Regions from separate parts of the Mus musculus genome. Here region 1 is linked to region 2. The links are chromatin loops, found by intact Hi-C in ENCODE. Cell type or tissue: gastrocnemius. All regions are shown on one strand. Each heading gives the region's core, and the rest is flanking DNA. Links, peaks and the distances in the headings are about the cores only.

Region 1 (16,176 bases), core at 5,971-10,970, 89 kb after region 2:
CTGGCGTCCAGAGAGCCCAGTCCCTGTGCCAGAGGCGGCTGCAGTCAGTCCGCTACACACATGCACTAGGGTTCAAAAGAACAGAAAATTCCACAGAGACAAAATTCAGTACAGAAGTGACTTCACATCCTGAGTGCAGAATCTGAGCGCTCGCCTGCATTCTCATGATCTTTGACAGAGAGTAGCATCCACTCTCCGTGCTCTCGTGGATGTCCCAAGGGCAGGCAGTTTGCCTTTATATGTTGATACTGAAATTCGCTTCTAAGGATAGAGTATTTCAGGATGTATGAACAGCTGCCATCGGGTTGTTGGCTCACCTCGTATTTAGTGGGCTGTGGGCCATCTGATGCGGCTGTGGAAGGAACAGCGGATTCGGCACTCAGTGTAAAGCCACCTGATGTCTGCATCAGTCTGTCAAAATTGTTTTCATCAGGCACTTCTGGATTAGCAAAAGACAGTGCAGGCTTGTCTGTAGACAAAGCATTGGAAATCAGCAGGAATGTATAGAGTATGTGACATCACACCTTTGGAAACCACTGTTAATAGCAATAAAACCCCTAGAAGAAAACAGTCTTTCCGGGCTGTCTAGACGGCAGGCCTCACTTCAGTTTGATCCCTAGGACTTACACAGAAGAAAGAGCCTCTAAAACAGTCACCCTCTAGTCTACACAAACACACATGCACACACATTTAATTTTAAAATGTTTTCTTGTACATTTGCCTCTCCCAGGATTTCTCGAGGCTTGTTAAATGAACAGGATCCCTAATCATCATGAGTTTGAGACCACCCTGGTCTGTGTGGTCAACAGAGGAGCAGGATCATTCGACTGGGCTGCATCTAACTGTGTGGCAGTACTTGCTCTGAAGGCCTACAGGGAGACGACACAGCAGAAGCCAAGGGTCAGGCTGCTCTGTCTGTCTAGCACATGGATGGAAGTCTGCTTCTTCTCCTTCTAGGGGACACTCTCCGTGGGTGGCTGTCAGAAAATACCACTCATCTCTTGGCACCCACTTCCTGTGCTGTGAGTGACAGGAAGAAGAGGAGGCAGGCTCCATGTCCACTTGGCTGCAGTTATGGCTAGACAGTCACTGTCACTTGTCACTTTGGATAAGCACATTCCCCCCAGGTCTTCAGTCATGAGGGGACAAATGCCAAACATGGAAAGACATGGGAATGAGATGATGAGGTTTAGCTGACAGAGCTATGAGTGGGCTTGTTATCCCGAGAACAGCATGCACTCAGGAGCATGGGGGACCAACACACTCGCCTGAGCTGACTGCTCGGGTTAAAAATAAAGATCCTGTATTCATGCAAATCTTCTAAGTAAAAATAAAAAAGAAAAAGGAAATGGAAAACCACAGGTAACATTTAAAAATGAGACTCATTTTTAGCCATTACTCTACTAGGAAATAAACGTGCATGCACAAACATGCACACAAAACACACACACAACTTGGATCTCTCTGACTACAAGGCATCTTTGAAGTGTAAGATAAAGGCAGCTACAGAGCAAATTCTTGAAGACAGTGTGTGTGCCCAGGATCTATAAAGTTGCCTGTAAATCAGCCCTGGGGTTTGAATTATTCACACAGTCAACACAGAAGCTGGGTGCTTTAAATGGAGCTGAGTGAGGAGGTGCTCTTCCACACAGTAACTTTTAAAATCTAATCCAAATACTTACAGTTTGAAATATGGATGCAGAAGACGGAAGGATTGATCTGATCAATGAGTTTAAAGTCACGGTGAGGTGGGTCTGCTGTCAAATTCATTGAGTAGAAGGCTGCCTTCTGACTACAAAACTGCCTGTCACCCCTGAAAGTCAAAGAAAGCAACAGCAAGTTTTCAGTCCACAATCTAAGCCAGATCACCCTACATTTCTCAGATGCCTTCACTACAGAAATACGACTAAGGGACACTGATGAAGGTGTCAGGTCAGCAGAGACTCCATGTGGCTTTACTTGCGGGTACGAGGGTGGTCCTGAGGCTTTGATTCTGTCTGCTGTGGCAGTGCACGGCTTTAATCCCAGCACCAGGGTGGTCCGGACAAGTGAGTCTAGGAGTTCAGATCTATACAGCAAGTTCCACATTAGTCAGTGCCATACAGTGAGACCCTAACTCGGAAAATACAACAACAACAACACTGTTTAAGGGAAGCCTGCTGGGTGTGGAGTAAAGTGCAGAACACTTTCCATTGAGATCATGACATTCTGGGAGCTGGAAAGACGGCTCGGTGGCTAAGCATTTACTGCTGTCACAGAGAACCTAGGCTCGGTTCCCAGAACACACAGCAAGCAGCTCATACCTGTAACTCCAGTCCCAGGGGCTTTGATGCTCTCTTCTGTAGGCACTGCATGTATGGTGCTGCCCATGACACACACAGATACACACAGATGTGCATGAGTGCACACACACACACACACACACACATACAAATACACATAAAAAAATAAATATAAAAACATACTAGGAAGTTTGCTTTGAGTATTTTTATTGTGTGTGTGTGTGTGTGTGTGTGTGTGTGTGTGTGACTTTTTTCCATCCCACACGTGTGGAAGTCAGAGGACAATTTACAAGGGTCAGTTCTCCTCTTATGTAGGCCCTCAAGATTAAACTCAGGCTAGCAAGAAGCGCCTTTACCCACTGAGCCACCTTGCCCTCCTCTCTTCTGCTGCATAACTTGTGGGTAACCTTCATACAGGACAGCTCAGACCATCTTTTCAGGAAGGCCTTCCCTGGCCTAGCTGAGGCGACCTCATTCCCTGGTGTTCCTCAGGCCCTGGCTCACTCACTCATCTCCCTCAGCCAACAGGAAGCTCTTAAAAGTTGTATGGGTGTCCAGGCCGTGGTGGTGCAATGGTGCACACCTTTAATCCCAGCACTTGGGAGGCAGAGCTAAGTGGATCTCTGAGTTTGAGGCCAACCTGGTCTATATATAAGTTCTAGGACAACCAGGGCTATACAGTGAAACCCTGTCTTAAAAAAATATTCAATTTAATAAATGGCACTCAATTCAAAAGCCGCCATTCTCTCAGGGCTGTCAGGGCTCGCTTGCAGTTTCAAGACAAGCGGACTGATTTTCAGGGAAGGCTAAACACGCTCTGGTCTTGGAGGCCAGGAAGGGACCCCGCTAGCACCTGCTCTCCAGGCTATTTCACAATGCTGGAGGAAATTCAGTTGCCCCATTAGGCTGATAAAATGGTTTCTCCTGGGAAGAGTCCATTGTGTTTCCAAAAGGACTAAGCATGCTAGGTGGCTGTCCTGCATTTCAGTCAGCTCCATCTGCTGGTCCCATCCTGAGAGCTTAAACCTTTCTTAAAGGGCTGTTTTGTTTTGTGTTACAAAAACCTCTGACAAACAAGCCGAGATCACTCAGAGCTGATCACATCTTCGACTTGTACTTGCGTGAGAATTCCACCTCTGCCATTTCCCATGCACTGGGAACTGAGAAGCCTTGCTTCGCTTACATCCAAAGAGACGCACACAAAGCACCCTGACTAATTCAAGTCCCCAGAGAGAGCTGATTCGGGGGCTGGGGAGGCAGCCTAGTGGGGACAGGGGCAGGGGAGGCGGCCTAGCAGGAACAGGGGCTGGGGACGCAGCCTAGTGGGGAACGTACTTGCTTCTGAAGGGTGATTTTAAAGAAGCATGATATCCAGCATGGATTTCAAAAGCAAACCAAGCCCAGGCTCTGATGTGTATCTGCAACAGGGCACCGGGCAGGGGAGGAGACAAGAGGATGCTAGCCATCTGTCAACCGGGGATCGGGGGTAGGCTAGGGGGATGATTTCTACATTCAGTGAGAGACCCCATCTCAAAAATGAAGGTGGAAAGCAATAAATGAACAGACCCATGCTTTCCACAGGCCAACATGCATGCATGCAAAGACAAGCACACCCATGCATACATGCACACATACACTATCTATCTATCTATATATATACATACATACACACACACACACTGCCATGAGACTATTTCACAGGTACAAAGAGGTGACACATTATCTGTGCACAGCTCAAATATTAATTTCCAAACTTCATAACACTCTAGAGGCAACACACACGTGTCCCTCCATCACCCACACTGTTGAGCAGCTGCACGGGACAAGTGACTGCTTCTGACAACACAGGGTTTTGCCCACAGGGCTTCTGAGGAGTGTGGAACATGATTCCTGTCCCCACATTTTATCATCCTGGCCAAACGGCCATCAAACCTCCCTGTCGTATGCTTACGTGACAATGTCGTATGCTTACGTGACAACTGGGACTGAGCAGGCAGAGAAGATGCTGAAATCTGCAGGGCTGCAGTCAGGGTCGCAACAGCAGTTGACATCACACTGTGCCGGAAGCAGGTCGCAGACACACAGAGCAGCAACTACGAGACAGGTCAGTGAGGGTTCAGAGGGTGAGTGAGATGTTACTGCTCCCTGCCACCAAGGGATGCCAGAAATCAATGTCACAACGGTGTCTGGTTCCTACTGGGGGAAAAGTCGCTCATGGACACAAGTCACTTTGAGTACCCCACCCCAGTGTCTCCCTAAGGTGGCTGCAGGGGTCTACACGTCTCCTTCAGAGCAGATTCCAAGGAAGGACTGTTGGCAGCCTTGTCCCTTTCCTCACATGCAGCCGGTTGCTGAACTCAAAGTCGTAAGATCCTGACCAATAATCAAATGTTCCTAATTTGGCTTATGATGTCCTTTTGTAATTTAAAATTTTACAATATAAGGTAATGCATTTATGACAGGATACAACAACAACATGGAGGAAAGGCAGGGACATCCCCCCACCCCCACCCAGACAGCAACTCAGACCTCAGCCACCCTGACAGCCACTGTGACTGAGTCTTCAGGACTCGCATCGATCAGGCAGAGAACCTCCACGAGAGCAGAAGGGAGAGCTTCCTCGCAGAGTACTGAGCACGCGATAGACTGGCTCAGTTTACTACTGTCTTTACTACCCTGCTCATTCTATCTCTGTCAATGGAGAAAACCCTCTCAAAGAAACAACAGAGGGCTAAAGAGGCGGGGTGATCGCGATAGAGCACTGGCTGCTCCTGCAGAGGATCTAACTTCGGTGTCCACAACCCACAGGACCGCTCACAACCATCTCTAACTCTGGCTCCAGGGGATCTCATGCCCTCTTCTGGCCTCTGAAGGTACGGGGCACGTATATGGCATACAGATAGATAAGATAATCTCAAAAAAAACCACAACATACAACAACAAGAAACAATATATAGCACAAAGATAACAAACTGAATTCATGGCACAGACTACTGTGAGGAGAGAGGAAATAATGCATCCAGGGCTTTGGCAATTTTGGTTGTTTGCTCTTTGCTTCCTGAAGCAGAGGCTACTTTGGGTCACAGGTGCCTTCCACCATGGTTCCTGCCTTTCCCCAGCTAAGGTGTCACTGAATCTGTTTGTTTGTTTGTTTCTTGTTGTTTTTCTTTGAGACAGGAATTCTCTGTGTAGCCCTGACTGGAACTCACTTTGTAGATCAGGCTGGCCTCACACTCAGAGATTCCCCCACCCCTCCCCAGGATTAAAGAGTGTACCACCTGCACAACCTGGCTTGATTTTTTTTTAATTTATTTATTTATATGAGTTACACTGTAGCTGTCTTCAGACACACCAGAAGAGGGCACCAGATCTCATTACAGATGGCTATGAGCCACCCATGTAGATGCTGGGATTTGAACTCAGGACCTCTGGAAGCGCAGTCAGTGTTCTTAACCACTGAGCCATCTCTCCAGCCCCCTGGGCTGCATCTTAACTGTAATGTTTGGTTTCCTTTTGGGGAAGAGGGGCAATAATCTCAGGCTTCAAACAAAGAATTTTAGCCAAATGCTGACGGGATGTCATAGCATTCTTATTTGTATGAATGAATGGTTTCAAAATTTACAAAAAAAAAAAAACCAAAACAAAAAAACAAGCTCTAGAGATGGGAGGCAGGCTGGGAGGCCCACACCTGGGAATCTCAGCAACTGGGAGGCAGAGTCAGGAAGATGTCAGGTTACAGGCCAGTCTGGGTCACTTAGCAAACCTGTCAGGAACAAAGTTAGGAAAGAAGGCGAAGGCAGGAGACTGGAATGGTTCTAGAACAGGCTGGGGAGATGGCTCAGGAGTTAAAAGCACATACTGCTTGTATACAGGACCTAACTTCTGTTCCCAGGACCCAAGTCAGCCAGCTCTCAAACAAACTCCAGCTCCCCACTTCGGTTCTCCAAGGGCGCCAATATATATCCACCCCATCCTCACAAACATATACAAATATGCACACACAATTTAAAATACTTTTTTAAGATTTAGAAAAAATTCCCCCCGAAAGTGGTATAACGCTCTGGAAAGGCACGAAGGGAAAGGGGAGTTTTATTGATAAATGAAAAATGCTTTCTTAGTCCGAAAGACAAATTAGCTCCTCCTTGACTAGGTCCTCTCTAGCCATGGACAACTGCGCGTACTCACTAAAAGAACGCCATACTCCCTTCACTGGGATGGGTAAAAGGGAGAGAGCAATTAAGTCCACTACCTCATGTGTTTAAATTTACAACCACGAATTGTTGCCAAAGCTTCAAATTCCGAGCGGTAAGTAGATACGGATGAAACAGGTGTGTTTAATAACTCCATTTAGCTGGTAAAAAATGTCTAAAACGCACTTAATCACCCTGAAAATATCTGCTGGGCTCTCAGTAATCTAGACACAACTGGGATGCCCATGTCCGTGTGTCTGCGTGGAGAGGACGAAGATCCACTTAGCACTCTTTCTTCTACCAGTACTGCCTTCAACTCATTCTGTAGGTTTCTATCTAGTACCCCACTGCAGCCGTCTGCAATGATGCGGAAAAGGGAGTAACTGAGCCCCGCCCTCCGCATTTGTGTGCCAGAGATCCGATCTCCCCCTGAGGGTAACGACAGGGAGGCTGAGAAGGGGGTAACTTTGAGCTGGTGTACCCGCTCCAGGGGGGTCACCCCTTTGTACCCACCGTCCGTGACCGGGGTAGGCCTGGGGCCAGAGCGCTCCGGTGCCCTGGGAGTTCCCGGGGTCCTAGGCGACAGGGAGGGCTGCAGAGTGGTGGGGGTGGCCTTGGTGGAATTGAGATCCTCCTTCGTCACTGCTGGGGTGGCCGCAGCCGGGATGGCAATGACCTGGGTGCTCGAAGAGGTGTAGCAGTTTAGGAGCACCAGCAGGAGCGGCGGGAGACCCCGCGACCCCATGGCCTAGCAGAGTAGCCCGCGCCGGGGAGCTAGGCCCGTCTGTTGCCCGGGCAACAGTCACAGCCTAGCGCTAGGTATCACGGGAAAGGGCTCGCGAGGCCAAACTGGTCTGCGGAAGAAGGTGGGGCCTGAAGTCAGACCCGCGAATGGGGCGGGAGCTGGGCGAGGCTATAGGCGGGGCCTGGGCGGAATCGGAGAGGAGGGGCGGGGCCGGTGGGGGCGGGGTATGAGACAGCTCTTTCTAAGGAGCCCTCAGAAAATCGGAAGATGTAAACTTCTGTTGTGACACTTTGGGTGCTGCGTGGTTGTTTTTTTTTTTTTTTTTAAAAATGTAGATTCCCAGCTATAGCCTCACAGAATTCGGAGTCAGTCAAGACTAGGGCAGAGCCTAGAAGAGAGTATTTCTAATAAAAGACCCGCAGCGCATGTTTAGAAGTGACTTGGTTCCTTTAAGTTACATTGAATTTCTTACCCCATGTAACACTTTCTTTACTTTCTTTGCCTTTGGATACATCGCAGGAGGTCGCCAGAGCACTTCTGTCCACGGATTTATTTATGATAAGAGAAACAAAAGAATTCTTAACTTTTTGGTTCTTTTAGACGGGATCTCTCTGTGCCTGACTAATCTCGAACCCAAGGCAGCCCTATGTCAGTGCCTCATGCCAGGCATGCACCACCGCATCCAACCTCCATATCTGCCTTTATGATTATATCATTTGGAATGTTCTTCTCATCGTGTGTGTGTGTGTGTGTGTGTGTGTGTGTGTGTGTGTGTGTGTGTGTTTACTGGTAGGGGGAGGATGGGGGAGGAATTTGAGACAGGGTTTCTCTCTGTAGACCTGACTGTCCCAGAATGCACTCTGTGGACCAGTCTGGCCTCGAACTCGGAGAACCACCTGCCTCTGTCTCTCAGGTATTTTTTAAGGGTTAGTTATGTTTTGTTTTGTTTTGTTTTTTGTATATGGTGTTGTGTCTGTATGTATGTACACCAGCAGAGGGCATCAGATCCCATGAGACAGTCATAGACATGACATGAGCCACCAAGTGGTTGCTGGGAATTGAACTCAGGACCTCTGGAAGAGCAGCCCAAGCTCTTAACCGCTGAGCCATCTCTCCAGCCCTTCCTTAAGTCTTACAGCCCTGTGCTTCAAATCATTCTGTGAAAAGTTCTCAAAATCCTTTTATCCAGTCTCAAGCCTCAATGTAATTTTCTGACATTTGACTTCAAGGTGTAGACTGTTATCTGCTCATACATTTCGAAAGCCTTAGGGGACAGTGGGGACTCATTTGTTAGTTTCTTTCTTTCTTTCTTTCCATCATAATTCACTGAGTCCATCTAGGGGCTAGAGAGATGACTCAGCCATTAGGAGCCCTTGCTGCTTGGAGAAGACCAGGGTTTAGTTCTCAGCACCAGCATGGTGGCTTCTCACCTGTGTTACTCCAGCTCTAAAGGATATAAACCGGTCCTCTGGTCCCTGGGGGCACCTGCATGAGTGTGTGCACCCAAATAAAAGCACACATCTAAATGTGACGCTTCCATTATTCAAAACTGAATATATGAATATAAGCAATATAGTAGTCACCTATGCTGGAGTTTCTTCCCAGTCAACATTTTTGTTGGCAACAAGTAACAAGTTTACTGGGTGTAGAATTTGGTTTGGTTTTAGTTTTCAGTGGTTTTTAAAGATTGATTTATTATTATATGTAAGTACACTGTAGCTGTCTTCAGATGCTCCAGTAGAGGGCATCAGATCTCATTATGGGTGGTTGTGAGCCACCATGTGGTTGGTGGGATTTGAACACAGGACTTTTGGAAGAGCAGTCAGTGCTCCTACTGGCTGAGCCATCTCGCCAGCCCCTCAGTGGTTTTTAATGAAAGCCGTTCTAACAGGTATACTAGACTTTAAGTAGACCTGTATTTGCATTTCTCTTGGATACCCTTCCTAGAAGTACATTCTATGGTCTTGTGTGTAAGTTTATAAGAAACCGCCCAACCTTTCTCCAGAGCCACTCCCCAGTGTTCTTTCCCCACCAATAGAGTCTGACAACTCCAGTTTTGGATGCTCTTGAAACACTGGGAGGTTAGGCATGATCAACTCCACTTCCATTTTTGTTTGTGGCTAACTTGACAGGCTTGCGGTGGTGTCTCCTTGTCAGGTAAATTTGTTTGTTTGTTTGTTTGTTTGTTTGTTTCAAGTCAGGGTGTCTCCTGTAGCCCAAGCTGGCTTCAAACTCACTATGTAAATAAGAATGACTTTGAACTTCCGGTCTTCCCTCTCCTTCCTCCCAAGTGGGTGGGATGCAGGGTGCCTATCGCTGTACCCAGTACAGATGACCCTGGAGATCCAACCTAGCGCCTCATGCATCCGAGACAAGCACCATACCAACGGCACCATACCAAGGCACCATACCAAGGCAGGTTCCAGCCTTGGTTTTTTGTTGTTGTTGTTGGTTTTTTTTAGACAAAGTCTTACTGTGTATCCTCTGCCCCTTCCTGGCCAGCCTCCCCTAGTGTCAGAACTGCAGGTGTGTGCACCTTCAACCTAAATTGGCTCTTAATATCCCATCAACTGACGTGCGCTGACCCACTGACTTTGCAGTTACCAAAGCACACAGTCTGAGGCCAGGTGTAGTAGATACTTGAAACACTCAGCAGGGAAACAGCCCCAAGTTCAAGGCCACCCTGAGCTACATAGAAAGATCTTGTCTGAGAGAAAAACAGCAGGAAGGAAGGGAATGTGATTCTAGTACTCCGGAGATGATGGCGGGCAGGAAGATCAGGGGTTCAAAGTCAGCTTCAGCTGCCTAGCAAGGTTAAAGGTCTACATGGGATGGAAATCGGGCTTCAAAATGGAATTAAGCTACCCTTACCCCCCCACACACACCCCTTTGAGATCTGTTGCTCTTGCCTTCCCGACATCTGTTTGGAGTTCTGTGATGTAAACATGTTTTCACTGTTGTTTGGGGGACCTGCAGGAAGTTCCTCTTTCGGTCACCTCTTCTTGAAGCTCCATGGGGCCTCTTCAGTCGGCACTGCTGCTGCAGCCCGTGTTACAACACATGCACATTACCTATAACCCCAAGTTTACTGGAAAGAATAAACAGAGCTGGGAAGTGGTGGCGCACGCCTTTAAGCCCAGCACTTGGGAGGCAGAGGCAGGTGGATTTCTGAGTTCCAGGTCAGCCTGGTCTACAAAGTGAGTTCCAGGACAGCCAGGGCTACACAGAGAAACCCTGTCTCAGAAAAACAAAAACAAAATAAAAACAAAAGAATAGATAGAATTAAATGTAAAATAGAGGCTGGAGAGATGACTCAGAGGTTAAGAAGGCTTACTGCCCTTGTAGAAGACCTGAATTTGTTTCCTATAACCTACTCCAGGTGACTCACAACTGTCTGTAAGTCTAGATCTGGGTAACTGGACTTCCTCTTTTGGTACCTGCATTCACATGTGCATATGCACACACACATACACACACGTATACATAATCAATCCTTAAAATAAATCATAAAATGCATTACTAAGCCAGGCAGTGGTGGCACATGCCTTTAATCCAAGCGCTTGGGAGCCCACAGGGAGTGACACTCTTAGGGGGTGTGGTCTTTTTTTGAGGAAGTGTGGCCTTGTTGTTGATGGAAAGGACAGGTGCCGGCTGATTAGAGTCTGTGTAAAACTAGAGAAAAATGTAATATTGCCTTTGAATGTAGTTGACAGGTTACCACAGTTTGCTGTTCTGAACCTTACACTTCCACCTTCGACCTGAAGGTGGCAGCGTTTGTCATTAAAATTAGTCACCTCCAAGGGGAAGAGAAACATTTTTTTTTTCATTAGCTCCTGTTTATTTAGCAAATGTTAACTGAGCACCTAATAGGAGAACCAGTGAGATCGAATCAAAGCAAAAACAAAACAAAACAAAACAAAACACTTAATGGTCAGGGAAATGACCCAGTGGGTCAAAGTGCTTCTCGCCAGGCCTGACAACCAGAGAGTTCTGGCCCTAGGACCCACAAGTTGGAAATCAAGAATGGAATCCCACAAGTTGTTCTCTGACCGCCACATACTTGCCTCCCCCTGCCCCCAGTATAGAAGAAATAAAGAGTTTTAAAGACACTTAGAACTTACCATGGAGCCAGGCATGGTGGCACATGCCTTTAATCTCAGCACTTGGAAGGCAGAGGCAGGCAGGTTTCTAAGTTCGAGACCAGCCTGGTCTACAGAGTGAGTTCCAGGACAGCCAGGGCTATACAGAGAGACCCTGCCTCAAAAAACAAACAAACAAACAAACAAACAAGAAACTTACCATGGACAAGGGCTCTAGAGTCTTCTTTCAGGGAAGATGAAGGGTCACCCAGAAAATTATTCAGTTGAGCAATGTTAGTTCAAGTCAGAGCCTTAACTGGTGTTCTTCCTCAAAACTAAAATGCTCCCCCCCTCCCGCATACAATAAACATTATCTGCAAAGGACATTATTTACTATGACTTTTGCCGGGTTTTTGGGGTTTTGTTTTGTTTTTAGGAGACACGGTCTCTTGCCATAGCCCTGGATTAGATGTCTGGGAACTTACTATGTAGACTAGGCTGGCCTCAGACTCCCAGAGCTTCGTCTGCCTCTGCCTCTGGAGAACTGGGATCGAAGGTCTTCGCCACCACACCTGGCAGGCTTCACCACATTAGCTGTTTGGGCTTTGGCAAGTTGAATCCCTTTCTGAGGTGCGTTTGTGTGAGTCATGTATGACATTCTGGCTTCTCACTCTCCTGTTGTCCCTGGTAATTAACTGACAAAGAACGGGACTGGGGAGGTGAAGGAAAGGGCAGGATTTGAGAATTGCTTTCCAGTGCCATTGACTTAGATGTGAAGGACAATCTCTGGGTCGTGCAAACAGAGGCAAGGACCAAAAAGAAAACCACGTGACATCTCCCCGACGTCCATCACTCCACACCTCAAATAGGCCAAATTCTTTCTGTGACCCCCAGATGACCTATAGAAGAAGTTTCCTCATCTTGCCCAACCTCAACAAGGTTTGCTTCCTCGTTTTTGCACTGAACTTTTGGCCCCCTCACACCCACCCACACCCACACCCACACCCTACTTGGAGACAGGCTTTTCCCTGTGTGTCCTCTGAGACTGTAAGCAGGGATTCATGAATAAACATGCACTCACCCTACGCAGGGAAGGAACCAGTGACAGACTGAACTTCCCATCACCCTAGGTTGGAAGGCCACAAGTGACAGACAGAAGTCCAACTTGGTGAACCAATGAGTTTTATTGCAGTTAATTATAGGAATATGGATGAGGGATTACGTACAGAAGCAGAAATGACTCAAAGACAGCACACACACATATATACACACACACCATTTTTAAATATCCTACTGTTATACCTTCTACTTAACATCCTGTGTTTTAAGGCATTTCCCTCCAAAATAGAAGGTTTTAATCTCCAAAAAAAAACTGCGACAGGACACTAGATAGTCCAGGCCAGCCTCAAACTCACAGCAATCCTCCTGCCTCAGTCTCCTCAGTGTTGTGGTTTGAGGTATGAGCCAACACGCCCAGTTTCCTCCAGGACATTGAAAAGTTCTCAATTTCTGTGTGTGTGCGCGCTTGAGAGTGCATGTGTACACATGTGCATGTTCATGTGCATGGGTTCCATCTTGTTATTTGAGACAGGGTTGGGTCTCTCACTGACCTAGTGCTTGCAGAGCAGGCGAGGCTGGCAGGTTAGTGAGGCCCAGGAGTCTGCCTATCTCAGGAATTACAACACAACGTGCCACCACATCTGGGTATCTAGCTTTGATTATGTAGGTTCTGAGACTCGAACTCTGGTCCTTATGCTATATAGCCTTCTCCTCAGTTCCCATTCTCCATGTGACACAGAAGTCTTGGTTCTCCCCCGTGCCGCTGGAGCTAGCCTCTATACTGTGGGCGTCTCTCTGTGGACACCCCGGGAGTGAATGTCTCTTCCTAGTTATTGGATACAAGGATTTTCTTTTCCAAGTTGTCTTGTGGGTATTTAGATTTTTGTTGTTGGTGGTTTTTATTAATGTGTAGTTAGTTGTGTATTCTAGATGTGAGTTCCTTCTTTGTGCACATGTGCCTGATCCCTGGAGTTGGAGTTATTAATATAAGTGCTGGGAACTGAGCTGGGGTCTTCTGAAAAAGCCAGCGAGATCCCTTAGCCCCGGACCCATCTCTTCCCTTAGTCCCTAGATAGGAACTCTTTCTTGACTTCCTGCTTTATGAACATTTTTCTCTTCCAGCATTCAGAAGGCTGAGATGAGGATTGCTGTGAGTTTGAGGCTAGCCAGGGCTACATAGTGAGGTCCAGGCCAGTTTGAGATACAGAGTGAGATCCTGTCTCCAAAACCAACCAAACCACAAAGCAAAAAAACCCAAAGGGACCAGAGAGATGACTCAGTGGTTAAGAGCATTTTGTTCATCACAGAGAGGACCCAGGTTCAGTTCTCAGCACCCACGTGGCTGTTCATAACCATCTGTGACTCCAGTTCCTGGGGATCATGTAGATCTTATGCCTTCTGATCTATTTGGGTACCGGGCCCACACTTGGCACACATGCACGCAGGCAAACTCTTGTATTTGTAGAAATAAAATAAATCCAAAATATTTGGGTTTTTGTTCTTAAGATTTACACATTTTATATATGAGAGTTCGTTGTCATTGATGTCAGACACACCAGTAGGGGGCATGAGATCCCATTACTGGTTGTGAGCCACCATGTGGTTGCTGGGAGTTGAACTCCAGATCTGTGGAAGAGCAGTCAGTGCTCTTAATCACTGAGCTATCTCTACAACCCCTAAAACAGCTGTTTTTAAAGGCCCAACAAAAGAGAAACAAGAAATGTCTCTCAAACCATGGCTTTTCTTCCTTCCTTCTACCCTTTCTTTCTCCTTTTCTCTTTTACAGTGGAGTGGGGGCAAGGTAGGTAACAGGGGTTGAAACAAGGGCCTTATATATGTTAGATAAGTGTGTGCTACCACTGAGCCACATTCCCAGCTCTGAGGTTTGATCTTTAAAACAAACAATTAGGGCTGGTGGGATGGCTCCATGGGTAAAGAAAGGTGCTTGCTTTCAAGATTGCTGACTTGATGGCAATCCCTGGGACCCATATATAGAATGAGCCACACAGTGGTGGCGCACGCCTTTAATCCCAGCACTCGGGAGGCAGAGGCAGGCGGATCTATGAGTTCAAGGCCAGCCTGGTCTACAGAGTGAGCTCCAGGACACAAAGAAACCGTTTCCAAAAACAAAGCAAACCAACCAACCAAAGATGGAACGAGAGAATCCACTCCAAGTTCTCCTCTGACATCATAAGCATGACATCACAGACGCATGTGCTAAATAAACACTCCAAGTTCTCCTCTGACATCATAAGCATGACATCACATACGCATGTGCTAAACAAACAAACAAACAAATGTAATTTTAAGAAAAGGTTTATGCTGGATGTAGTAGCACAGACCTTTTACTAGAGAGGCAGAGGCAGAGGCAGGCAGATCTCTGTAAGCCTGAGGCAAGGGCAGTCTGTATGGAGAATTCAATGCCAGCCAGCACTATATAATGAAACCTGGACACAAAAAACCAATTGTGGGCCAGCAAGATTGCTCAGTAGGGTGACACTTGACTGATGGCCTGAATCCAATTCCTAAAACCCACATGGAGGATGGAGAAAATGAACACACACACAAACTCCCATGTGAATGCATATGTGCACACCCTCTGGGTGTGTGAATGTGCTAAACAATAAATAATGGGGTTTTTGTTTGTTTGTTTGTTTGTTTGTTTTTGAAGACAGGGTTTCTCTGTGTAGCCCTGGCTGTCCTGGAACTCACTTTGTAGACCAGGCTGGCCTCAAACTCAGAAATCCACCTGCCTCTGCCTCCTGAGTGCTGGGATTAATGGTGTGCGCCACCACTCCTGGCTAAATAATGTTTTTAATAAAAGAGCATTTGAGATGGCTGACTGGGAAGAGCTTGGTGGACAAGCTCCACAATGGGAATTAGATCCCTGGGATCCTCATAGAGGTGGAAAGAACCAACCCCACATGTGTCCCCACACTTGCACCTCACAGTGTACCCCCACAGTGCACCTCCACATGGGCACTCACACACATGCACCCCACAATGCACCCCCACACATGCATTATACACACTCACAATCATAGATACAAATTTTAAAGGATTAAAAATTTCCTGCCTGGAATGTATTCTCTTTTTCCTTTGTCTCTTCATTTTGTGAAATGTGTATAAGAAGTCAAGGAGCAAACTAACTTGATTTTGTTTTGATGTAAAGTCTCTCTACTGTAGCTTAGACTACCTTGAATTATTATTATTATTTTTATTGTGTTTTTTTTTTTCGAGACAGGGTTTCTCTGTGTAGCCTTGGCTGTCCTGGAACTCACTCTGTAGACCAGGCTGGCCTCGTACGTGCATGTGTGTGTGGGTGTGTGTTCGCACGCATGTGCCATAGTGCAGATACGGAGACCAGAGGACAACTTGCAGGTCCCAGGATTAAACCCAGGTCATCAGGTTTATCAGGAAGTGCATTTGGATGCTGAGCCGTTTCTTAGCTCTGGTCTTGAACTTTTGATCTTCATTACTTCAGCCTCCAGAGAGTAGAATTACAGGCATGAGCCACACAAACCCAGCTTCCAGTTTAGATCTTCCCAAAGAGATGACTAACCTCCCTGAATCACTGGAAAAAAAAAAGAGTAATAATATTTTCTTCCCACTGACTTAATTAAATGGTTACCTCAGCTTTTCTTGGGTTCCTTAAACTTGTGGGTTGTTCTTTTCTCTTAAAACCTCTCGGAGCACCTTGCAAAGCTTCCCCCCTCCCTCTCACACCTGCCGAGGCTGTCTCCCAAGATTTCAGTTCAAGCCTGAACATCTGCTTCTCCAGCCTGGGTGGCTGCTCTCTCAGCTTCTGGCTTCTTTCTGGC
Region 2 (16,176 bases), core at 5,043-10,042:
TGCTGCTCTGCTGTCCAGCCTTATATGTGGGTGGATCTTGCAGTGAACAGCTTGGTTTTGAAATGGATGTTGTAGTTTTCTTGTAGTGCAGCTTTATTTAGGAAAGGGACAATAACTTTTCTGGAAGATGCATAATGGAGAAAAAACGCTTTAAAAACTACATTTTGATTTAGTGTGTCTGTCTTTGCTGGAGCCAGAGTGTAGAGTCAGCTGTCTCCACCCTGACCTTGGTTGCCAGGCTTGCACCTTTCCTTCTCAGCCCCGCGCTGGCTGGCTGGCTGGCTTCCTTCCTTTCCCTTTCTTTCTTTCTTTCTTTCTTTCTTTCTTTCTTTCTTTCTTTCTTTCTTTCTTTCTTTCTTTGTTTTTTGTTTTGGGGTTTCTCTGTGTATCCCTGGCTCTCCTGGAACTCACTCTGTAGATCAAGCTGGCCTTGAAATCCACCCACCTCTGCCTTCTGGAGTGCTAGGATTCAAGGTGTGCCACATCACCTCCACCCTCCCCCTTCTCCTTTTTGTTTTTCCTCAGTTTTTGTTTGTTTCGAGACAGGGTTTCTCTGTATAGCCCTGGCTGTACTGGAACTCACTCTGTAGACCAGGTTGGCCTCGAACTCAGAAATCCGCCTGCCTCTGCCTCCCAAGTGCTGGGATTAAAGGCATGCGCTACCATGGCCCGGCTTTGTTTGTTTTTTTATTTAAAGTATGTGAGTACACTGTGGTTGTCTTCAGATGCCCCAGAAGAGGGCATCAGATCCCATTACAGATGGTTGTGAGCCACCATGTGGTTGGTGGGAATTGCACTCAGGACCTCTGGAAGAGCAGTCAGTACTCTTAACTGCTGAGCCATCTCTCCAGCCCCCAATTTTATTTTAAAATAATACTTTGTACATATTCTCATATTTGAGGTTATCTCATTTTACTTTTTTTTCTGAAGTGTAGACCACAACCTTGGCTCCAGTTGCAGCTTCCTGACCTTGGTGGGGGTGGGGGGTGCCCACCCCACACAGCCCTGGATTGTTTAGTAGAACTGCACTTTGAACTCATCATTAATTAAAAATGATTCCAAAGCCTTAGAAAGATTTGGTGTGGGAAAAAGAACTGGCTTGGGGGAGGGCTTTCATGGTTTCACACAAACATAAAATGGCAGGAGTTTTGAGACTCTGGGCTGTTTCCGCCAGAAAAGGGTTTGGACTGGATTGGCAGGTGCTTAAGGGAGTCCATTGGTTTAGCACTTGCTAATATGGGGCACACACACACACATGCAGCAGCTTGTAGTTAGGGCTGCCCCTGTTTTCTAGATTGCTAGAGCGAGCTTGAGTTCAGCATGGAGTCTTCTCACCTCAGACAACACAGAGTTTTAATCCAGCCCTCAGCTAAGGCATGAGTGACATTGGGCTCAGCAGAGAATGAGAGGGACCGGATGGATTTTGGAGTGGAGTCAAGGCCATCTGGCCTCAGTTTCCGCATTGAAGTTCTTACTATTAGCTATTGGTAATTGGAGGTGTTGACTGTGTTCATTGAAGTTTCCAGAATTATCCAGGGAATCTGTGGCCTCCCCAGGGCTGAAATGCAAGTTTCCTCGGAAGGATCTGAATGCTGGGTGCTGGTGGTGGGTGGTCTGCCCAGCTTAGAAGGCGTGGCTTAGGAAGGCTGTTGCTAGGTGCCGCTGAACTCTAAAAGGCATACCGTGGCCCTTTAGATGTCCCTGTGTTCTCTGTTAAAGAGGACAGAGTCCTAGTGTAGTGGCAAACTCAACATACTGCTACTCAAGTGTGAGATGGCCCAGGAGCAGAGGCTGCCCTGTGGTGCGCAGTCCTTGGCCAGTTAGAGAATGTAGGAGGGGCTACGGCTTATGAACTGTGAACTCCAACCATAGTTTTCATACAGTGGTTTTAAAGGGCACACGCTCTGACACCCCGTTATAACCCTGGTGCTTAAGAGGGAGTATATTGAGTGTAGACTGTTAGGACCAAGCACCGGATGTGCCCAGATTGAGCTTTCTGATTGCCCAGAGTCCCTGGCCCTCCTGAAGTCAGGGTGGGGCTCCTGTCTGGCTGCAGCAGCTTCACAGCTAAGGCAGCTGAAGGAAGAGCTGACAACACAGGAGGACGTGGCGGCCTTCAGAAGTAGAAGTTCCCTCAAGGTCAAGGTTCCACAAACCAGATGAGGTTTCAAGTAGAGTGGGTGCTGTGCGCTAATGTGGCTGGCTGAGGTGCCCTGTCTGGAGCTCTGGGGACGCGTTTGGTTCTGGATGAGTCCTGTACCCCAGCCCTGTGGGCCTGTGGGTGCCCCCATGTTTCAGTTGCTTGAAAGGTGGCCTTAGAGAGCAAAGGTGAAGAGCAGTAGGGCGACTGTCTGCGTTCTCACAGGTAAAAGAAGATACAACATTAAGCTGTGGAAAACGTTCACAGACTGTTTTAACTGCTTGCCGATAGCAGCCATCGTGGACGAGAAGATATTCTGCTGTCATGGAGGTATGTGACATGGAGGTGTTGCCTTCACCTAGGCAGCTCTACCCCTTCTGAAAAGTCAGCTGGGCACGGTGACCCTGGCCAGGCCACTGTGGTGCCAAGGCTTCTTCACAGTGATACAGCCCGGTCATTTGGATCAAGTGTGAGGAAGCAGGGGTTATAGGTTGGGAAGAGAACGAGACTTTAAATACAGGACGAGCCCTAGTGCCCTCTTCTCAGCCATGTGTCTGCCTGAACCCTGACTGTGCTCTTCCCAAAAGCTCTGCTCCGTTCCTCAGCTGTTCTGTGTGTGAGGTAATAAAGGCATTGCAAAGATGTGGAGGTTTGGGGGTGATTGGAAATGAAGCAGCTATCCAAAAACCCACATAATGTATTAAGGCGTAGTCTCTATGCCCTCTTGGATCGGGTACTTAGAGAACAAGACTGTTAGATCTGTTGAGTGACATTTGGTGGTCCATGGACCACAGGCTCGGAAGGAGCTGCCTCACAGCTGAGCATTGTCGTGCCTGTGCCCGGCCATTGCATCTGGTGATGGTGGCACCCTCTGTGTTCCCTTCCTGCCTTCTATTGGGAGAAGTGTGGATTCAGTGGTTGGGTGTTGCGGGGCTCTGTGTTGAGGTGACTGTCTCTGACCAGCACACCAACAGCAGTACAGTACATTTCGTGCATTGTTTCCCCCAAAACCAAGTTAAAAACCCACAGGTTTCACCGCAGCATGGCAGTGCCAGCCTCCTCAGCAGGAGGGGCTGGCCACATGCTCAGGCCAATGCTGTCTGCACTTCAGGGGGTTTCCTTTCTCGTTGAATAGGTTTATCACCAGATCTTCAATCTATGGAGCAGATTCGGCGAATTATGAGACCAACTGATGTACCAGATCAAGGTCTTCTTTGTGATCTTTTGTGGTCTGACCCCGATAAAGATGTCTTAGGCTGGGGTGAAAATGACAGAGGAGTGTCCTTCACATTTGGTGCAGAAGTGGTTGCAAAATTTCTCCATAAGCATGATTTGGATCTTATATGTAGAGCCCATCAGGTACTGACTTTGACTTTACATGTACACTTAGAGCATGGGTGTGAGCCGAGGCTCCTTGTTGATTTTGGTGGGTAGGTATGGCTTGCCACACAGTGTGCCTCCGGGGCGAGCGGCAGCAGGCCGAGCTCAGTGGGGAAGGAGAGGGGCAGCTCGTGCCCCAGCTGCTCACACTGACACGGTCTCTCCACAGGTGGTTGAAGATGGCTATGAGTTTTTTGCAAAGAGGCAGTTAGTCACTCTGTTTTCTGCACCCAACTACTGTGGCGAGTTTGACAATGCAGGCGCCATGATGAGTGTGGATGAGACCCTCATGTGTTCCTTCCAGGTGAGACTGTGGCCACTTTTCATGTGCTTGCACCTCTGCTGAGCAGGCTGCCCTTTCTTTTTTAGGAATATTTATCCCATGGAAAAAGTGTGTGGGCTCTTCCTAAAGAAAGGAAAAATAATACGGAACCTTTTCCCAGGATTGACGTTAGGTGTAGTTGAATTCTTTAAGTGGGTGGAAGCAAGCGGTGTGTTACAGTGTCACTTATAGTCAGTGCTTTTGGTGAGAAGAGGGAGTTGGGGTGCCTCTGGCTGGCCTGGAACACACCCTGTAGACCAGGCTGGCCATGAATGTAAGAGAGATTTACTTGCCTCTGCCTCCCAAGTGCCAACACATCAGCTTGTGCCATGATATCGTCTCCTGTGCTGGCCCCTGGTTCTTACATTTCCTCCCTATAGTGGGCTTGATCCATTTCAAGCTCACGCAGTTGTTAATGTTACTGTAGCTGTGGAAGTCCCGAGGCAGGCCTCAGCACTCCCCAGAGACTGCAGACTCCAGTGCCTTCCACAGAGCTTCAAGGTTGTGGGAAGCTCTAGACTTGAGTTTGTCACTTGGCCCCAGCAGAAACTGTTTTCCAGATCACATATTCTGGCTGTATGTCATGGCACTTCTCCACCAAAATGCTCAGGGACCAGTCGGTCCAGGGTATGTTCTAGAGGGCTTTTCAGCATTTAGGGGGCAGCAGCATTAGGCAGAACTTCTAGATGGAGATCTGAACAGAGCTGAGGTCCAGGTATAGCTCTCCTAAGGTTCTTCTTTCTTTCCTCTTTACAGATTTTAAAGCCTGCAGAGAAAAAGAAGCCCAACGCCACGAGACCTGTCACACCACCACGGGGTATGATCACAAAGCAAGCAAAGAAATAGATGTCACTTGACACTGCCTGGTTGGGACTTGTAACATAGCGTTCATAACCTTCCTTTTTAAACTGTGATGTGCTGGTCAGCTTGCCCAGGTAGACCTGTCTGTCGGGCCCTCCTCCATTTGATTACTGCTGGCACTTGCTGGTTATAGCAGCAAGCCAAGCACTTCATTCTCAAGAGAGCATTTTGTTTTGAACCTCTGTTCCCTTTGTGGACAGCTCTGATGATGGTGTTAAGCTGTACACCCTGGCAGGTTATCCTGTCTGAGGAGAAAGTGTACAATTGATCTTTTTTTAATTTAGTATAAGTCATGAATAATGTAAATGCCTGTTTTCTTTAGGATATAAAGAGAGCCTTAGAGTGCGTGAGTCTCTACATGTAATTGTCATAAATGCATTCTGTTGATACAAACCACTGTGAACAATTTTTTTTCCAGTTTGTTTGAAAGGGACTGCTTTCCCTCATTGTCTTGTCATGTACAAACTAGTGTCTGCAGCTGTGGCAGCAGGAGTGACCTGCCTGCCGCCAGCCCTGCCCAGACTATCTGAAGCACACTCCTTCCCACTGCACATTTAATAATGATTAAAGCCATTCTTTTCAATGTCTGTGATTCCTTCCTAAAGCCAAAGTTTCTGTTGGACTGTATGGCACGCCCTGGGGATGAGGTGGCCAGGGCATCGAGGCTGCGTGCACAGGCCGCCTCCCTCCGTGGGGCCTCAGAAGCAGGTTATTTTAACTAGCAATAGTGGTATAGTGCTGAGTAAGCTATTAATGATGGAAGTTAATGACACTTTGTACAGTTCCCATATAGTCTATTCACTGAGTGATCTTTTTACAGTTGGATCAGGCCTGAACCCGTCCATTCAGAAAGCTTCAAATTATAGAAACAACACTGTCCTATACGAGTGACCGATAATGCTTTCTTTGGCTACATTCTTTATTCTGCGGTGACATTGAGGCTTATAAATCAAAAGGAACTAACTTGCCGTCCACCGGTTTATACAGAACTCACAGTATCTATGACTTTTTTAAACTACGACCTGTTAAATGAATCTGTTTGCACAGATGCCCGTGTACAATGCCATGTGCTGAGAATGGTTTCAGACTTATTAAATGCAAGCTTGTTAACTTGTTCGTGTCTTTCTGTCAGCAGCGGCCCCACGAATCCTTTCCTGTCTTTCCATATGCAGTCCTTTTGGGAGGGGCCTGGGTCTTGGCTAAGTAGCCTGGCAGGAGGGAGGGGCTGGCTTCCTTGGAGCCCTGCCTGTAGCCTTAGTTTCTTGCTGCCTTGGTCTATTAAAGCTGCTGGTGCATTGAGAGGAAGCCAGGTAGCCCTGGTTCCTGGGGAGTGTCTTGGCCTCAGACCCTGTGTGTGGTGGTGGAGGGCAGGCCTAGATGGTGTCTGGCCTGACTGCTGGCCAGTGGGTCCTAAGGGTCAGCCAAGTACTCCCCTGGGCACTCCCACATCCCAGCCTGCTTCCTTCAGCTTGAACCTAATGGTCGGAATCTGAGCCATTGATTAGGTCAGAGGCTGTTGAAGGGCATCAGCCCTAGAGGTGGTTTGCTTTCTGTCATGGGGCCCTGAGCAGAGAAAACGTGAAGTTGATACAAGAGACACTTTAAGCCTTTCACTGTTTACCAAAGGCTTCCTCCTCTGTCTGCATGCACCCTTGTAACTTGTAACCTAGGGAGTGCCTCGTTTCTCTCAGGTTCTGGCTCGCTAGCTGGGTGAATGGCAGAGCCACAGCAAGTCCCAGTTAGGAGTGTATGGGGCGTCTCTGCTGAGTTACACCAGCCTGTGCTCCTCTGAGCTCATCATCTGAGCAAGTCTTCCTGACACCAACATAAAAAGACACAGAGGAGCCAGGCGTGGTGGCGCACGTCTTTAATCCCAGCACTCGGGAGGCAGAGGCAGGCGGCTTTCTGAGTTCCAGGACAGCCAGGGCAACACAGAAAAACCCTGTCTCCAAAAAACAAAAAACCAAAAAAAAAAAAAAAAAAAAAAAAACCAAACCAAACCACAGAGGGAGGACACGGTGCTTCCTGGTATTAGAAGTAATGAGTGTCAAAACTTGTAGAAACTGGTGTGAGACAGTCCACCATTCTGTTCATATTCACAGTAAACATGTGAATGAATGTACCATACATGTATAGCCCCCCGCCCCCCCCCCCAAAAAAAAAAACAGCACACACCTATGTAACAGGTGAAACTGGGGGCCAAGGGACAAGTGCTAATCCAGGAAGAAAGGGTGTCCTGGTTGGGGCCAGCCCAGGTGGCTGAAAGAAGTCCATCTGTCATCTGATACTTGGTGGTGGATAAGGACAAGCTGAGAATCATTGGCATTGTTGGGTTAGCTTGGGAGACATGGGAGGGGGTGGACTGTAGAGTCCGTGTGGGATGGATTGGAAGGAAGAAGGCAGAGGCCAGGCTTCTGAAGACATGTCTGGGGAATGGAAAGTGAGGAGCACAGGGCAGTTAGGCCCACTGCAGGGTGGGGTGCACAGCTCCCTGTAGCTCAGGCTCCAAGGGTCCAGTGCCCTCTTGTGGCCTTTGGGGTTCTACACACAGGAACATTGAAAAAAATTTTTTTTTCTTTTTTGGTTTTTCTTTTTTTCTTTTTTTGAGACAGGGTTTCTCTGTATAGCCCTGGCTGTCCTGGAACTCACTTTGTAGACCAGGCTAACCTCGAACTCAGAAATCTGCCTGCCTCTGCCTCCCGAGTGCTGGGATTAAAGGCGTGCGCCACCAAGCCTGGCTCAACATTTTTAAATTTTTAATCAAAAGAAAAGGCTCGGGGCTGGTGAGATGGCTCAGTGGATAAGAGCACCCGACTGCTCTTCCGAAGGTCCAGAGTTCAAATCCCAGCAACCACATGGTGGCTCACAACCATCTGTAACAAGATCTGACGCCCTCTTCTGGAGTGTCTGAAGACAGCTACAGTGTACTTACATATAATAAATAAATAAATCTTAAAAAAAAAAAAAAAGAAAAAAGGCTCGGTTTGAGATGCTGGTGGCCTTGAATCAGAAAATAGTTGAAATTCATTTTTTAAAAAAGATTTATTTATTATTATATCTAAGTACACTGTAGCTGTCTTTAGACACACCAGAAGAGGGTGTCAGCTCTCATGATTGGATGGTTGTGAGCCACTATGTGGTTCCTGGGATTTGAACTCAGAACCTTTGGAAGAGCAGTCGGTGTTCTTAATCACTGAGCCATCTCTCCAGCCCTGAAATTAATTTTTTACCCACTTGGTGACCTAGAGGAACTTAGCTGAGCTCAGTTCTGCTTACCAGATGTGCAGTCTTGGTGCATACCAGCCTAGCTTCCTGCCCCGGGCCCACAGAACAGCTAGAATATTCCCTGGCAGGATTAACTCAAGACTGCTCACAAGGCCACACATACCGTGCACTCTGGCAGCATCATCCAGAGAGAAACCGAAGACTCCTGGTCCAAGCCAGTGGGGTTGCTTTATAGAAAACGAGACACAGCACAGGTCATTTCCCACTAGTTCCCAGGAAGGACCTCCCAGGCTGCCACCTCTGCCCAAAGCTGAACTGAAAAGAATCCATCATGTGTTGCTGGACTGTGAATGCTGGACAACAGCTTCAGCATTCTAAGTATCTTCAACTATAGGTACGTGTTGTCCATGAGAGAATTTGATTTATATCCGTTAAGTATTAATGTTAATGTGTTTGGTAAGACCTTAAGGAAAAAGTTTGATGATCAAGAAGCCCAAAGCAGCTGGGGAGAGGTAAGGTTCAAGCCAAAAAGGAAAAGAAAATTTAAATCTGGGCATGATGGCAAAGATGAACCACACCTGAATCCTCTGCTCCACCAAGACCACCTGTGTGGGAGCTGGCGAGATAGCTCAGTGGTTAAGAGCGCCGACTGCTCTTCCGAAGGTCCCGAGTTCAAATCCCAGCAACCACATGGTGGCTCACAACCATCTGTAACGAGATCTGATGCCCTCTACAGTATACTTAATATAATAATAAATACATTTAAAAAAAAAAAAAGACCACCTGTGTTTGCATACAAAAAAAAAAAAAAAACCCTGTTATGGATGAGAGTGTTTGATAAAAAGGTCTTAATAAAACACTAACTAACGCCGGGCATGGTGGCACACGCCTTTAATCCCAGCACTTGGGAGGCAGAGGCAGGTGGATTTCTGAGTTTGAGGCCAGCCTGGTCTACAAAGTGAGTTCCAGGACAGCCAGGGCTATACAGAGAAACCCTGTCTCGGAAAATAAAAAAAATAAATAAAATAAAACACTTAGATGAATTCAAGAACCTTTATCTTGAGCTAAATGAGATCTTGGGAATTTAAAGATGGGGCTGAAAAGAGGGGGTCTCATCAGTTAAAAGTACCACCTATTCACAGCTGTAACTCCAGTTTCAGGGCACCCGATATTCAAAAAACACCCACACATGACATTTATGTTAAACCCACCCATACACATAATCTAAAAATATTACAGATGCATGCTTTTAATCCCAACACTGGAGGCAGTTGAGCAGATCTCTGTTCACAGGCCACATAACTGCTCCAGACTCAACCAGAGCTGCATAGACCCTGTCTAAAACCAAGAAATTAGAGACACTGAGGCTGGAGAGCATGGCTGCTCTAGCAGAGACTAGTTCCGTATCCAACACCCCGTCAGGGGTCTCAACTCCATAGCTACAGCTCCAGAGAGGGACCGACACCTCTTCCAGCATCAGCATGCATGCCTAAAAAGTAAAAAAAAAATAATAAATTGCCAGGCATATATATAATCCTACCCAGCACTTGGGAGGCAGAGGCAGCAGATTTCCATGAGTTCTAGACCAGCCTGGTCTACAGAGTGAGACCCTGTCTCAAAGCTAAAGAATGTTTCTTAAAATAGAGGGCCTGCAGAATATTGAAAGTGGTTCTGTGGGTGCAGACAGGTGCTTCTGGGAGTCTCCCGGAGCTACCATGTAGAACTTAATGTCCAGGGCTTGAGGAGGAAGGTCGGCAGGTTCTCTTGTTGCTGGTATCGATGGCAGGAAGAAAATCTGAACCACCTAGCAAGGAACAACTGAGAAGATGTCAGCTGTTGAATGGGAAATTCTGAGACCCTAACACAGGGTAGCGGGTGGGTGAGTAACTAAAACCTTAATTAAATTCGACCTGGTATCCAAAACCAGTTCCCTGACTTATGACCTGATACTTAGAAAATTGTGTGTGTGTGTGTGTGTGTGTGTGTGTTTAATGTGGGTTCACAGGTAGTGTGTGGAGGGTCAGGACAATCCATGTTGGTCTATTCACTACTGCATTCTCTGCATCCATCTTTGAGTGGGTTCTTAGGGGCAAACTCAGGTCTCCAAGCTTGAAGAACAAGCCCTTCACCCAACTGAGCCAGTGGCCCTGGCTTTGAGACAGTCTACAGTGTAGCTTTGGCTAGCTTGGAGCTCACTCTACAGATCAGACTGGCTTCCGGCATGTGATCCTCCTGCCTCTTCCCCCCCCCCCCCCCACCCCAGTATTGAAGGTGTGTGACGCTGCTCCTGGGACAGGTACTAATTTTAATAGTCACTTAGCCAAGATATAATCTGGAAGCAATTGAAGGTGCCATTTAAAAACACTTCCTCCTTTTCTCTCCGGGCCATCCAATTAACACAGTGGCAGATACTGTGTACACCGTGAGGGCCAGCCCACACATTGTTGTTCAGGGCTGGTGAGTGAGTAAGCCTAGTCATTATGTTCTTGGACAGCCTGGCGGCTTGGCTTTCCCAGCCTTTCTGTTACCACAGTCCTGAGGCAGGGACAGCAGGTGGGCTGGAGGGGCTCCTCCCTGAGGAAGTGAGATTCTGGGTCTGAACGCCAAGTCACTTGCTGCTGCGAAGCATGGATTTCCCTCCTTCGACTCACAGAACCACATAGCTTCCCTCTGGTGCCTGGTGTCAATGTTGGAGATTAAGAGAGTTGGAATTGATAGCCTGGAGTTTCCGTCCACCCCACCCCCACCCCAACCCCTACCCCCACTCCCACGCCCCAGTCAGAGGGGTTTGCAGCTGTGCAGTGGGAAGATGCGGGCACCAACGTCTGGGGTGGGTGGATGTAGCTGGGAGCCCGACTTGGATGGGTTTCAGTTGTGCTGTCAGGTGTGTATGTGTATCTTTTTTGTTGTTGTTTGTTTCTCTGTATAGCCCTGGCTGTCCTGGAACTCACTCTGTAGACCAGGCTAGCCTCGAACTCAGAAATCTCCCTGCCTCTGCCTCCCGAGTGCTGGGATTAAAGGCGTGCACCATCACACCCGGCTTGTGTATGTGTATCTTAACTATATCTCCCATGCACACGTATAAGGTGTATTTTAGTGTTTTGTGTTGGCATATTTTTTTAATCCATTTTATTGGGAATTTTATACTTCTACCCCCCTTCCAACCCTTATTCCACCCTAATCCTTTCCAATCCCCCCCACCCTCAGTAGTAGATAGGAGAGAATGAAGGTTAGAGGAGAAAGGAGGCGTAGATCTCTTTAGATTATGTCCTTCCGATTAGGGGTGATGAGTTCCTTGGGGTAAGTCCAATCTTCATCGTCACGATATCTCTAACTTGTCTCTCTGTGCATGAACACTTGACAAACCTTAGCAACAGCAACCAGGAGCAGAAGGGGGAAGCAGCTGCCTCCTTCCAAACACCCCTCTCTAGACTCATATTTATTCCCTCTCCAGAGTCCCCAAAATTCCAAACATAAACCACCTGCAGCTGGCAAAGATCACCCCCCTGCTAGTGTGCGAGGCAGATCATAATCACCTGCTGTGAAGTAGCCTCGCACCCCACACCTGGGATTAGAACAAAAACATGTTCACACAACATAACGGCTTTTAAAGAAAACCAGAATTCTCACTACAATTTTGTGGACGCTGCGTTTTATCTTTGAAGGCTTTTGAAGAAGATTTTTACCATTTCCAAGTATGTGTACATGGGGTGGACTTGTGGGCACAAGAGTGCAGGGGCTGCAGAGGCATCGCATCCCCTGGAGCTGGAGTTATAATAGGTGGTTGTGAACCACTCGACATGCATGCTGGGAACTGAACTTGGTTCCTCTGGGAGAGCGGTAAGTGCTTTTGACCATTGAGCCATGTCTCTAGTCCTCCCTCTTTTAAGGTTTATTTTTACTATGTTGAAATTGTGGCTATGTCTGTCTGGATATGCCCAGAAGTGTACAGACGCCAAGAGAGGCCAGAAGACCGCTCTGGATCCCTGGAGTTGTACTTACAGACAGCTGTTTGCTGCCCCAGGTGAAACCTGGGAATAGAACTCAGATCCTTGGTAAAAGAAAGGCTCCTTGAAGGATCTTTTAAATTTATTTTTAAGTTTTTAGTTATTTGTTTTGAAACAGAGTCTAACTATGTAACACTGGCTGGCCTGAAATTCACAGTATAGACCAGGCTGGCCATGATCCCACCTGCCTCTGCTATCCTGAGTGCTGGGACTAAAGGTGTGCACACCCAGTTAATTAAAAAAAATAAAAGATTTGTGTGTAAGTGTGTGTGTGTTTGCACACTTGCATGTGCTCACACGAGTGCATGTGCTTGTGTATACACACGTGCACACGTTCACGGAGGCCAGAAAAGAACACAGGCTATCTTCATCCGTTACCACTCACTTCTGCCTATTCCTTTGAGGCAAGGTCTCTCCATGTGAGCCCAGGGCTTGCGCTAGAAGCTAAGCTAGAAGGCAGCAGGTCTCAGTGATCCCTGGCCTCCACCTCCACCTCGGAAATGGGGTTACAGGCATGAGTGGGATACCTGGCTGATTTCAGTGGTGCTGGGATCTGAACCCCTGTCCTCATGACAGGGAAGCAAGCGTCATAACCACCGAGCCATCTCTCAGCATCGAGAATTAGTTTTTAGATCCATAATCTTTCTCGGGTCACTGCCAGTTCACCTGGTCTCCGTCTCAGCTTTGTGAATCTGCAGAACAAAGGCCAGGGGCAGCAATCTGTATTCATAACTGGCCAAGGGGCGGAGCCCTTCAAACAGAACCAACCTAAGGCTCATATGTAAAATGAATAGAACACAGGGCAGTTTGCAACACCATCCACAACAAGGGACCGAAGCCACTGTCGTCAGAGAAATACAAGCTACCGCTTGAGGACACGTGTGTAGGTGAGTGTTGAGCAGAGGTTAGCCCACCCCAACTGTGTGATGCCGGGTCTAGGAGCCAAGGGACCAGGAAGTCCAAGCCTAGCCCTAGGCAGCAAGGCAGGCAGATGTGGTCAGTTCCAGAGCTGCTCACCCAGGGAGTGGTGCAGAAGTAGTGTCTTGCAGCTTGCCCTCCAGATGTGGCACAAACCCCTGGAGAGCACATGTCACGTGAAGGCGGGGCTCAGGGCCAGTTTTTTGGTTGGTTTTGGTTTTTTTGTGTGTGTGCATTGCATTTCAATATGTGTATATGTGTTTTATGATATATATGATATCTACATATCTATATGTCTATATACTGGATTGCTTATTTGTGTTTGGAGTAGTTTTGTTTGGTTGGTTTGGTTTTTCTTTGGTTGGTTAGTTGCTTGGATTTGGCTAGGCCAGGGTCGCACTATGTAGACCAGGCTAACCTCAAACCTATAGATTCAACTGCCTCTGCCTCGAAGCACAAAAAGTCAATGTGAATACATACATAAAACTGTCTTTAGTCGCTGTCCTCAGACATATCAGAAGAGGACATTGGATCCCATTACAAATGTTTGTGAGCCACCATGTGGTTGCTGGGAATTGAACCCAGGACCTCTGAAAGAGCAGTCAGTGCTCTTGACTGCTAAGCCATCTCTCCAGCCCCCTGCGGCTTCTTAATATAGAGTATAGTAATACCTGTATGCCCACCCATGTGGGGTTAGAGCCAAAACCTAAGGATGCCTGACTTCAGAACCCTATGTGACCCACACTCAGTTACACACTTTTTTCCCCTTTCTAGAAGTTCTTCTCTACCTTGAGTTTAAAATTGTTTCTTTTGTATGTGTGTCTGTGTCTAGCCAACATGTTAATTTATTCACCAATCTTTGTGTTCTCTACAAAGAGTTATACTCTGTATTCTCCGAGAGGTTTTCTTTCTTTCTTTTTTTTTTTTAAAGATTTATTTATTGATTACATGTAAGTACACTGTAGCTGTCCTCAGACACTCCAGAAGAGGGAGTCAGATCTCGTTACGGATGGCTGTGAGCCACCATGTGGTTGCTGGGATTTGAACTCTGGACCTTCTGAAGAGCAGTCAGGTGTTCTTACCCACTGAGCCATCTCACCAGCGAGGTTTTCTTTAACAATTATTTCTTCAAGGATTTTTTCCTGTTATGGCTCTTTAAAAGTTGTGTTTAGCCGGGCATGGTGGTGCACATCTTTAATACCAGCACTTGGGAGGCAGAGGTGGGTGGATTTCTAAGTTCAAGCCTAGCTTGAACTACAGAGTGAGTTCCAGGACAGCCAGGACTACACAGAGAAACCCTGTCTCAAAAACGAAACAAAACAAAACAAAAAGAAAAAGTCGTGTCTCTGGGCTGGAGTGATGGCTCGGCAGTTAAGAACACTGGCTGTTCTTCCAGAGGGCCGAGGTTCAGTTCCCAGCACCCACATGGCAGCTCAAAACTGTCTGTAGTTCCTGTTGTAGGGGGTCTAGTACCCTCACATAGACAAGCATGCAGGCAAAACACCAGTGCACATTTTTTAAAAAGTTGTGTTTATTTGGAAGCCTATAGAATAATATCAAAATGGCTGGGTCTTTTTTTTTTTTTTTTTTCGTTTTGTTCCACTTTTCTTTGTCTTCTGGAATGAGAGCAGTACTCAGTTAAGCAGCACTCACCGAGTGTAAGCCTTAGGACTGACTACAGACAGACAGACAGACAGACAGACAGACATGTCCATCTGAAAACCACCTGTGCCATACACTGGCCGTCACACATTGCCAGGTGCTGGGTTAGTGTGTGTGTGTCAGAATCACTATTAAGACAGTGCCATCTAAAGGGTCACGGCTAGTGTCTCAGCAGAACACTGGAGACAATAATCTCAGGGCTTCGAGGTTAGTATACCAGCGGCTGTTTCAGAGGACTCAGGTTTGATTCTCAGCACACACCTGGCAGCTTCCAACCCTCTGGGGCACCAGTTCCAAGGGAGGCAGAGCCGTTTTCTGGCCTTCTCAGGCACCTGACTTACATGCACTTACCCAAAGATAAACACACATGGCCAAAATGAATAAAAAGAGAATCTTGAAAACCCCACACGCCTTTGTGGTTTGCTGTTTCTATTTACAAGGAGCAAACATGCTGTGGTGGTGTGCTGGTGGGCTTCATCATCACCGCCTCTCAGACCCTGTCTTCATCTTTATTATGGTTTGTCTTCGGGTCGGGGATCTGGCTAGTGGCAGGCTGACTCCGAGTTCGCAATCCCCCCAAGTTTGTGGTTTCCTGTGGCTCCAGCTGTACAAACATCTGTGCCCTTTCCTTTCTCAGCCTTTTTATAGCCTTGAGAACCCAGGCCTCCCCTCTCTCTTGGCAGTGCCATGGCATGCTAGGCTGCCTCAGATGCCCTACTTAGGTTTGGGGCAATCCTCACAGAGATAGCTCCCTCGGGGGAGGCCCTCTGGAACACCATGGTACAGCCATGTTGTCCTAAAGCTAAGCAAGGGAGCTGGGTTCCCATCCTCCTTTGTCACAGGCCTGGGTAGTCTTGGCCACATCTTTCTATTTTCCCTCTTCTTTAGTGAAGGCGTTGTCCAGCCAGTGAACTCCTCAGCAACAGACATGACTGAAGCTCTGGGTGCTCCAGGCTCCCTCCCACAAGTTTACCAAAGATTTGTAACCCTCTTAACTTCCAGCTCCCCCTGCCCGTGGTCAGGGCTCCTTTGCAGCTAGCACTGTTGTGGGGCGTGGTCAGGGCTCCTTTGCAGCTAGCACTGTTGTGGGGCGTGGTCAGGGCTCCTTTGCAGCTAGCACTGTTGTGGGGCGTGGTCAGGGCTCCTTTGCAGCTAGCACTGTTGTGGGGCCGTTGTTAACTGGGGAGGTGTGGTTTTCTTTCTACATTATTTTCTTTTCCATTTTTTGATGTTGCATTGTTTGTTTTGTGTTTTTGGTTTGGTTTGGTTTGGTTTGGTTTGGTTTTTCCAGACAGGGTTTCTCTGTGTAGGCCTGGCTGTCCTGGAACTCACTCTGTAGATCTGGCTGGCCTCGAACTCAGAAATCTGCCTGCCTCTGTCTCCCAAGTGCTGGGATTGAAGGCATGTGCCACTTCACCACCCAGCTTGATATTCTTTTTTTTTGGGGGGGGAGCATGCCTGGCCACATGCCTCTATTTTCACTGAAGACTCAGAATGTTCTTTTCTTGTGAAAAGTTAGAGCCAGGGCTGGTGGAACGAGGCAAAGTTCTAAAATTTAGCAGAATAAAAGGCGACCACGTGGAAGAGGAAATGTGCTGAAATCCCACATCCCTTCCAGATGCCAACAGGAACTCTGGGAAGGCACAGGCATGGGCCAGTAC

What was found. Hi-C counts contacts between places; a loop is a spot of excess contacts. Peaks named below come from ENCODE experiments on the same cell type or tissue, not always from the same donor. Only the 100,000 strongest peaks of a DNase experiment are listed, where the experiment ranks them.
Region 1: a loop joins it to region 2, with 2.4 times the contacts of the local background. A loop is called at or near these places in 4 of 42 quality-filtered maps.

The regions. Positions count from the first base shown.
Region 1 is chr5:122,257,153-122,273,328 of GRCm38, forward strand. Tctn1 (tectonic family member 1) reads right to left here and starts at 7,308. Exons shown (of 14, transcript NM_001039153.3): 1 at 6,986-7,308; 2 at 4,255-4,375; 3 at 1,683-1,813; 4 at 318-469. The coding sequence starts at 7,217. In gastrocnemius, for the core only: CTCF peaks have their summits at 8,215 (motif pointing right), 8,963 (motif pointing right) and 10,970 (motif pointing right); DNase peaks (open chromatin) are centred at 6,992 and 7,330; H3K4me3 peaks cover 1,488 bases; H3K27ac peaks cover 1,333 bases.
Region 2 is chr5:122,169,457-122,185,632 of GRCm38, forward strand. It overlaps Ppp1cc (protein phosphatase 1 catalytic subunit gamma), which reads left to right. Exons shown (of 7, transcript NM_013636.4): 4 at 2,366-2,470; 5 at 3,276-3,499; 6 at 3,690-3,824; 7 at 4,599-5,817. The coding sequence ends at 4,688. Among named protein-coding and RNA genes, the nearest start is that of Gm52787, 18 kb to the right of the region's middle. In gastrocnemius, for the core only: a CTCF peak has its summit at 7,230 (motif pointing left); DNase peaks (open chromatin) are centred at 6,028 and 7,165; H3K27ac peaks cover 475 bases.